Linked DNA regions of Homo sapiens: region 1 is linked to region 2. The links are chromatin loops, found by intact Hi-C in ENCODE. Cell type or tissue: endothelial cell of umbilical vein. All regions are shown on one strand. Links, peaks and the distances in the headings refer to the core of each region. The heading gives the core; the rest is flanking DNA. Region 1 has its middle 23 kb from the start of SNX18. Region 2 has its middle 44 kb from the start of SNX18.

Region 1 (4,399 bases), core at 203-4,202, 67 kb before region 2:
CATTAGCCTCTCCTCCTTGCCCCTCTGGCTCCTTAGAGCTACTCTGCCACCCCCAAATTACCTTGGAAAAGGTTAGCTGTGTCTGCATACTTGTTACTTTGTGCATCTGCTGGCCTTCTGCTCACCCCACAGACAGGGTGGTGGACACACAGTAAGGTGACCCCCAGGGAGTCCTGCCCTTGTGTAGTCCCTTCCCCTGAGTGCTGGTAGAATCTGTGATTTGCTTCTAACCACAAGAATATGGCAAAGTTGATGAGATGTGTGATATGATTTTATATATATATATATATATATATAAAGCATGAAAGTCATAGTTTCTGGCTGATAACTCCCATAGCCCTCTTGTTATAGCCTTTTTGGCTATAACAAGACATTGGCTGGGGCATTTTAGGCCTCAGGAACAGGCCTCAGGAAACAATCTCTCTCTGTCTCTCTGAACTTCTTTCCTCCTTTCACCTGTCCAAGGCAAGTCAAAAGACCCTCATTCCAGAAAGCGTGCCCCATACTCTGAAGGAAGCAATGCTGCACAGAGGCCAGGAAGAATCTCAACAGTGGGTCTTACTGGGTTTCCCCGCTCAGCCTATTTGTATGCAGTCATACCCTTTTCGTCCAATCACATTTCTGCACTGTTGTCAATCATGCCTATGTAATGAATTCTCTTTTAAAACACAAGAGGGCCGGGCACGGTGGCTCATGCCTGTAATCCCAGCATTTTAGGAGGCCAAGGCAGGTGAATCGCTTAAGCCCAGGAGTTCAAGACCAGCCTAGGCAACAGGTGGAACCTGGTCCTACAAAAATTACCAAAAAATAGCCAGATGTTGGTGGCGGGCTCCTGTAAGTCCTAACTACTTGGGAGGCTGAGGTGGGAGGATTGCTTAAGCCCAGGAGGTCGAGGTTGCAGTGAGCCATAGTTGTACCACTGCACTCCAGCCTTGGTGACAGAGTGAGACCCTGTCTCAAAAAACAACCCCACAACCGTTCCCCGCCAACAACTCCACCACACACAAGAGGACAGGGTTCAGAGAGCTTCTGAAGAGGTGACCACGTGGAGGTTCCTGGAGGGTGGTATACCTGGAGACGGCCTTCAAGCTTTGTACCCCTTCCCCTATACCTTGCCCTACACACTTCATCTATATCCTTTGTAATATCCTTTATAATAAATGAGTAAATGCAAGTAAGTGTTTCCCCGAGTTCCGTGAGCCACTCTAGAAAATTAATTGAATCCTGCTGGACTCAGTGGCTCACGACTGTAATCCCAGCACTTTGGGAGGCCAAGGTGGATGGATAACCTGAAGTTAGGCATTAGGGACCAGCCTGGCCAACATTGTGCAATCCCCTCTCTAATAAAAATACAAAAAGTAGCTGGGCATGGTAGTATGCCCCTGCAATCCCTGCTACTTGGGAGGCTGAGGCAGGAGAATCGCTTGAACCTGGGAGGCGGAGGTTGAAGTGAGCTGAGGTCGGGCCACTGCACTCCAGCCTGGGTGACAGTGCGAGGCTCCATCTTAAAAAAAAAAAAAAAGAAAAAGAAAATTAATTGAAACCAAAGAGGGGGTTGTGGGAACCCCAACTTAAATCTGGTCAGCCAGAAGTTCCAGACACTTGGACTGGCGATTGGTGGGACTGAGCCCTCAACCTGTGGGATCTGACACAATCTCCAGGTAGACAATGTCAGAACTGAATTGGAGGACACTCAGCTGGTGTCCACTGCAGAATCTATTGTTTACTTGCTGGTGGAGAGAAATCCCCACATATTTCGGGGTCATAGAAGTCTTCTGTGTTTATTGTGTTGATATGAGTAGAGGAGTTTGGCTTGAGAGATTTTTCCAAACAGGATATCATTCCCTTGATCAATTTCATTATAGAAGACTGTCTAAAGTAACTAGAGAGACTTTCTTGCTGCTAATTTTTGTACTTTTTGTAAAGACAGCTCTCACTGTGTTGCCCAGGCTGGCTCCTGCTCTTGAGTGATCCTCCCACCTCAGCCTCCCAAAGTGCTGGGCTAACAGGCATGAGCCACTGTGCCCTGCCCTTGCTGGCTTGTTGTTTGGGGCTGCCATCAGCTCCTAGAAGCCACCCACAGTTCCTTGCCACATGACCCTCTCACAACATGGCAGTTCCTATCTTCAAAGCCAGCAAGAAAGTCTCTCTAGCATACCCAGCAAGAATGTATAGGGCTGTTCAGGGCTCACAGTAGATTACCTTTCTCAACAGATGGAGTAGGGGGTGACTTAAAGTGTGCATAATCTTTAAAAATTAGCATTTTCCATTTGTACTCTCTAAATTTGGGTTAGCTGGATCCAAACCCCATGATTCTGCTACATATGGGATCCCAGTCCACCTATCTCTAGCATACTTCCTCTATTAATCATTCTCTCTTGACATTTGCCACCTCATTTTAGCCAGCTGTGCTTGTTTTCACTTATGTTATTTTATGAGCAGTGCTTATTTTGACAGCAGCATACATAGTGGAATGATGGCTGGTTCTGGCATTTAAAAAGCTGGATTCACATTCAAGCTCTACCATTTGCCAAATAAGAAACCAATACTCCCATCAGCCAACTCAAGTAGTAAAGTTGGAATAGCATAGTGCCTTTGATTTTTTCCCTTACAGGGGTGTAGTAGTGAAGGGTATGTAACTCAAAATAATCTTCTTGAAAGTCAAGCTTCTCCTCCTTTCCCCAAAACTTGTTCCCCACCTGAATTCTCTACTTGTTACAGTCACCATTCATCCATCCCGACCTCCTCCTCTTCATACCTTTGCATCAAGGCTTGCCAGTTTTACCTTCTAAGCATTGTTCTTCTGCCCTTTTCTTGACCTCCCAACTGCCATTGTCTATCTTTATCATGTGTCAATCCAGTAGTTCCCTGAAGTAGCTTCTAGCATCATGCTGGCCACCATTCTATGATGTCTTACTACTGCCTGAGCTTGTCATTTCTCTCATTTCAAACACCTTTCATCCTCATACAGTCCAATTTCCTTACACATGTTTTTGCCTTAATTCCTTCTACATCTCACCTTGTGTTGTTTTACACTGTAATATTACTTATTTCTTGTATTTCCTAATATCCACCATGGCATTTAACATTTTTTGTGTCTTTGATGCTCTTCCTACCTGGAATACCAATCCTGTTTTTGACTAATTCCAACTCATTTAAAAATTTTGATCAGCATGGGACATGGTGGCTCATGCCTGTAATCCCAGCACTCTGGAATGCTGAGGCAGGAAGATCAACTGGAGACCAGCCTGGCAACATGGCATGACCCCCATCTCTACACAAAATTTTTTTTTTTTTGAGACAATGTCTCGCTCTGTTTCCCAGACTGGAGTGCAGTGGTGAGATCTCAGCTTACTGCAACCGTCACCTCCTGGGTTCAAGCGATTCTCCTGCCTCAACCTCCCAAGCAGCTAGGATTACAGGCATGCGCCACCACGCCCAGCTAATTTTTGTATTTTTAGTAGAGACGGTGTTTTACCATGTTAGCCAGGGTGGTCTCGAACTCCTGACCTCATGTGATCCACCTGCCTCGGCCTCCCAGAGTGCTGGGATTACAGGTGTGAGCCACCATGCCTGGCCACAATTTTTTTTTTTTTTTTTAATTAGCCAGGCATGGTGGTGCACACCTGTAGTCCAAGCCAGCTGGGAGGCTGAGGTGGGAGTGTTACCAGGATGTGTGGAGTCCTCTGTTCTTAGTCTTCTTGGGAGAAGAAATTTGGCCAAGAGACCAATTAGTAAAGTAAACAAAGACATATTAAGGAAATAAGAATATGCTCCAAGAGAGGAGTGGGCTGACCCTGCTGGGAGCAGTAGTAGTAGCAGTCTGTTTAAAGAGATAGTATGCTCTGAAAGAAAAGTCAGAGTGGGCTGCTGGAAAGAGAATGAGCCAGCAGCCCCTAGGGTTCTGCATTGAGATTTTTGTTATGTTGGGACTGTTTCTTTAAGTTCCCACCTCTGTCTCAAGTCTCCACCTCTATCTTTATCTAGCTTCCCCCTTCTGCATTAAGTCCCTGCTTTTTTCCTGCCTAGTTCCTGCTCTAGGTTTATGGGATTCTCCTTTACTGGTAGTTAAGGCACATGCAAGGACTGGTGTTGGGTACAATCCTAATGGCAGCTTTGCTTATTACCCTCTAGCGTTGCCCTCTAGGAAGGTCATATAGCAGTTATATGTGTACATATTACCCCTGCATATCTCTCAGACTCTTAGAAATTTCCCCTTTGCCCTTTTTTTTTTTTTTGAGACAGAGTCTCAATTGTGCAGGCTGGAGTGCAGTGGCATGATCTCGGCTCACTGCAACCTCTGCCTCCCAGGCTCAAGCCATTGACCTGCCTCAACCTCCTGAGTAGCTGGAATTACAGGCACTTGCCACCATGCCCAGCTAATTTTTGCATTTTTAGT
Region 2 (4,399 bases), core at 313-4,312:
AATTTACAAGAAAAAAAATAACCCCATGAAAAAGTGGGCAAAGGACATGAACAAGACACTTCAAAAGAAGACATACATGCAGCCAACAAGCATATGAAAAAAAGCTCATCATCACTGATCACTAGAGAAATGCAAATCAAAACCACAATGAGAACTAATTTACACTCTCAGTGGGAATGTAAATTAGTTCAGCCATTGTGAAAGACAGTGTGGCGATTCCTCAAAGACCTAAAAACAGAAATACCATTTGACCCAGCAATCCCATTATGGGGTACATACCCAAAGGAATGTAAGTCATTCTATCATAAAGATACATGCACGCATATGTTCACTGCAGCACTATTCACAATAACAAAGACATGGAATCAACTTCAATGCCCATCAGTGGTGGACTGGATAAAGAAAATGTTGTACATACACACCGTAGAATACTATGCAGCCATAAAAAATGACATCATGTCCTTTGCAGGAACATGGATGGAGCTGGAGGCCATTATCCTTAGCAAACGAATATAGGAACAGAAAACCAAAGACCACATGTTCTCACTTGTAAGTGGGAGCTAAATGATGAGAACATACAGACACATAGAGGAGAACAACACACACTGGGGCCTATTGAAGGGTGGAGGGTGGGAGGAGGGAGAGGATCAGGAAAAATAACTAATGGGTACTAGGCTTAATACCTGAGTGATGAAATAGTCTGTACAACAAACCCCCATGACACAAGTTTACCTATATGTAAATACCTGCACATGTACCCCTGAACTTAAAATGAAAGCTAAATTAAAGATAAAAATAAAAGAAAAGAGTGGCTATCATTATAAACTAAATCACTTTGTGTGGCACTTTGAAAGATGTCCCATGCAGTGTGGGACCCTGAAAAGAGCACTGGACTTATATTCCTATTTTGGCAGCAGAATCCAGCACGGCCAAGGGGAGGCCATGGCACCAGGTGACAATCATGTCTGCGAAAGTGCTTGGAACCATCAAGCAGATCCTTCAGGCTTCCAGCCCTACAAGGAGAGAGAGTGGCACCCAAATCCATGTTCCTCTTGAGGGAACCAGGCTGGTAATTGAGTAGCCACCACCAAAGGGGTGACATCTAAGATGTTACATTTGATCAGTTATAAATGTCTATATTTACATAGCTCTATGGTCAAATCAATAGTCAAACGTCTATTCTGTGTCCATTTGTTTATTTGTTTGAGATGGAGTTTTGTTCTGATTGCCCAGGCTGGAGGGCAATGTCATGATCTCGGCTCACCGCCACCTCTGCCTCCTGGGTTTAAGCGATTCTCCTGCCTCAGCCTCCCAAGTAGCTGGGATTACAGGCCTGCACCACCACGCCTGGCTAATTTTGTATTTTTAGTAAGACGGGGTTTCTCCATGTTGGTCAGGCTGGTCTCGAACTCCTGACCTCAGGTGATCCACCCGCCTCAGCCTCCCAAAGTGCTGGGATTACAGGCATGAGGCACTGCACCCGGCCTCCTTTTATTTTTTTAAATTTTTATTTCGACAGGGTCTCACACTGTCACCTAGTCTGGGGTGCAGTGGCTTACTGCAGCCTCAACCTCCTGAGCTCAAGAGGTCCTTTCACCTCAGCCTCCCAAGTAACTGGGATTAGAGGCACACACCGGCACGCCCAGCTAATTTTTTTTTTTTTTTTGTAGAGACAGGGTTTCTCCATGTTAGCCAGGCTGGTCTAAAACTCCTGGCCTCAAGTGATCCTCTCTCCTTGGCCTCCCAAAGTGCTGGGATTACAGGCATGAACAACCACACCTGGCTTGCCCCCTTTTATTATCATAAATGCTCCTCTTCATCTCCCAAAACATTTGGGGTGCCATTTTATTCATTCATTTCTAGATGCTGACATATACATTATGTGTACAACAGACTAACAGTGATGTTTGTTATGTAGAAATAATGGCCTTGAGAATGAACATATGCAGGGCCTTTTGACTCTACTTTTAAATAGAGCTTGTATGTCTTTATTATTCCTCTTATCAACAGGAAGCAGATATACAATGGCAGAACCTGATGCAAGGCAACAGTATTAAAGTTTGATATTTTTTCATCAGACTATGATTATTTTACTTTCTGAGGAAGATTAACATCCAGCTTGGATTTTTCTATAATGAGGTTTTTTTCTGATGATAAAATTAATATATGATAAGTAATACTTGATATGTGTAGTGAAGTATTCTAATAACATTCACTACCACTTATTGAGACATTTTACTTAATGGGATTCCCTGCTAAGTGCACAGCCTTCGTTAGCTCTTTCAAACCTCAGACAGCTCTTTGCGGGCGGGCACAAAATCACTCCCTGTTACTGATGAAGGTGTTTGGACACCAAGAGGAGGTGACTTGCCAGAGGGCCATGGTAGGGGGAGGTTGTGCTGGATTTAAGTCTTCAGAACCTTTTCTTAATGACGATGGATTCTGGGTTTCTTCTAAAAATGTTAAAAATATGAAGGCAGAAAAATGTGGTGGTTAGATTTAAATATTCCTTATACCATATAAGTATGAGAAAGGAATGGTAAGAAAAGGGACCATCTCATCTCCGTCACCTTTTTAATGCACAGTTATGCACCAAATAACAATGTTTTGGCCAACAGCAGGCCCCATGTAGGTTGGTGGTCCATAAGACTGTAATGGAGCCCACAAATTCCTATAGCTTAGTGACATCATAGCCATGGTAATGCAGCACAACGCGTTTCTCCTGTGTTTACGGTGATGCTGGTGTAAACAAACCTCCTGCACTGCCTGTCGTGTGAAGGGATAACACAACTACGTACAGTACCTAGTACTTGATCATCTTAATAAATGACTATGTTTACCGGTTTATGTATTTACTGTACTATACGTTTTATGGTTATTTTAGAGTATACGCCTTCTACTTATGAAAAGAAAGTTAACTGTAAAACAGCTTCATGCAGGTCCTTCAGGAGGTATCCAGAAGAAGGCATTGTTATCACAGGAGATGACAGCTCCATGCGTGTCGTTGTCCCTGAGGACCTTCCAGTGGGGCAAGATGTGGAGGTGGAAGACAGGGATATTGATGATCCTGACCCTGTGTAGGCCAGGCTAATGTGTGTTTGTGTCTTAGTTTTTAATAAAACAGTTTAAAAAGTAAATACATAAAAATTTTAAACATAGAAAAAAGCATATAGAATAAGAATATTAAAAAAGAAAATAATTTTGGACAGTTACACAATCTGTGTTTTAAGCTTAGTCTTATTACAAGATTCAAAAAGCTAAAAAAAGTTTAAATAAAGTAAAAAAGTTACAGTAAGCTAAGGTTAGTTTATTACTGAGGAAAGAAAAAAATGTTAAAATAAGTTTAGTGTAGTCTAAGAGTCCAGTGTTTATAAAGTCTACCATGGTGTACAGTAATGTCCTAGGTCTTTACATTCACTCACTATTCACTCACTGACTCACCCAGACCAGCTTCCAGTCCTACAAGCTCTGTTCATGGTAAGTGCCCTATATGGGTGTACCATTTTTTATCTTTTATACTGTCTTTTTACACTACCTTTTCTATGTTTAGATATACAAATACCATTGTGTTACAGTTGCCTACAGTATTCAGTACAGTAACATGCTGCACAGGTTTGTAGCCTAGGAGCAATAGGCTGCACCATATAGCCTAGGTGTGCAGTAGACTATTCTGTCATAGTTTGTGTAAGTGCACGCTGTGATGGTCACACAATGATGAAATCACATAATGATGCATTTCTCAGAATGTGTTCCTGTTGTGAAATGACACATGACTGTATGTTTTCAGTCTAGTGGCCCCACCTGATGCTCCACCTTTCTGATCCAGGTACAGGTAGTTGTGACTCTGGCAGTCTGATCTGACCTCTAAAGAGGCCCCTGGAGAACCCACTTCTACAGTTTTCTCCATGATTTTGTATGGATCTGATTCTTTACATTTCCCCTTCTATTTGAAATAGCTTGAGTGGAGCTCTTTTCTGCAGCTGAACCCTAATATAACATATATATTATTTATATATAGGAATATGTTGTGTATAATTATGTAATATATGTATATAATTTTTATAATTGAAGTCAGATAAAGGTTTATACATTTCTTTTTCAACTTAACATTTCCTTGTAAACATTTTGCAAATTTTAAAATCAAGGCTGAGCACGGTGGCTCATGCCTGTAATCCCAGCACTCTGGGAAGCTGAGGCAGGAGGATCACCTGACGTCAGGAGTTCAAGACAGCGTGGCCATCTCTACTAAAAATTCAAAAAAATTAGCCAGGCGTGATGGCGGGCGCCTGTAGTCCCAGCTACTTGGGAGACTGAGGCAGGAGAATAGCTTGAACCTGTGAGGCGGAGGTTGCAGTGAGCCGAGACCGCACCGTTGCACTCCAGCCTGGGCAAAAAGAAT

What was found. Hi-C counts contacts between places; a loop is a spot of excess contacts. Peaks named below come from ENCODE experiments on the same cell type or tissue, not always from the same donor. Only the 100,000 strongest peaks of a DNase experiment are listed, where the experiment ranks them.
Region 1: it touches region 2 in a loop (10-fold over the local background); 1 of 110 quality-filtered maps calls a loop at or near these places.

The regions. Positions count from the first base shown.
Region 1 is chr5:54,492,824-54,497,222 of GRCh38, forward strand. No RefSeq gene overlaps it. Among named protein-coding and RNA genes, the nearest start is that of SNX18, 23 kb to the right of the region's middle. In endothelial cell of umbilical vein, for the core only: no CTCF peak of the experiment used is centred there; no DNase peak of the experiment used is centred there; H3K27me3 peaks cover 908 bases.
Region 2 is chr5:54,559,855-54,564,253 of GRCh38, forward strand. It overlaps a transcript of SNX18 not described here. Among named protein-coding and RNA genes, the nearest start is that of SNX18, 44 kb to the left of the region's middle. In endothelial cell of umbilical vein, for the core only: no CTCF peak of the experiment used is centred there; a DNase peak (open chromatin) is centred at 1,997; H3K27ac peaks cover 394 bases.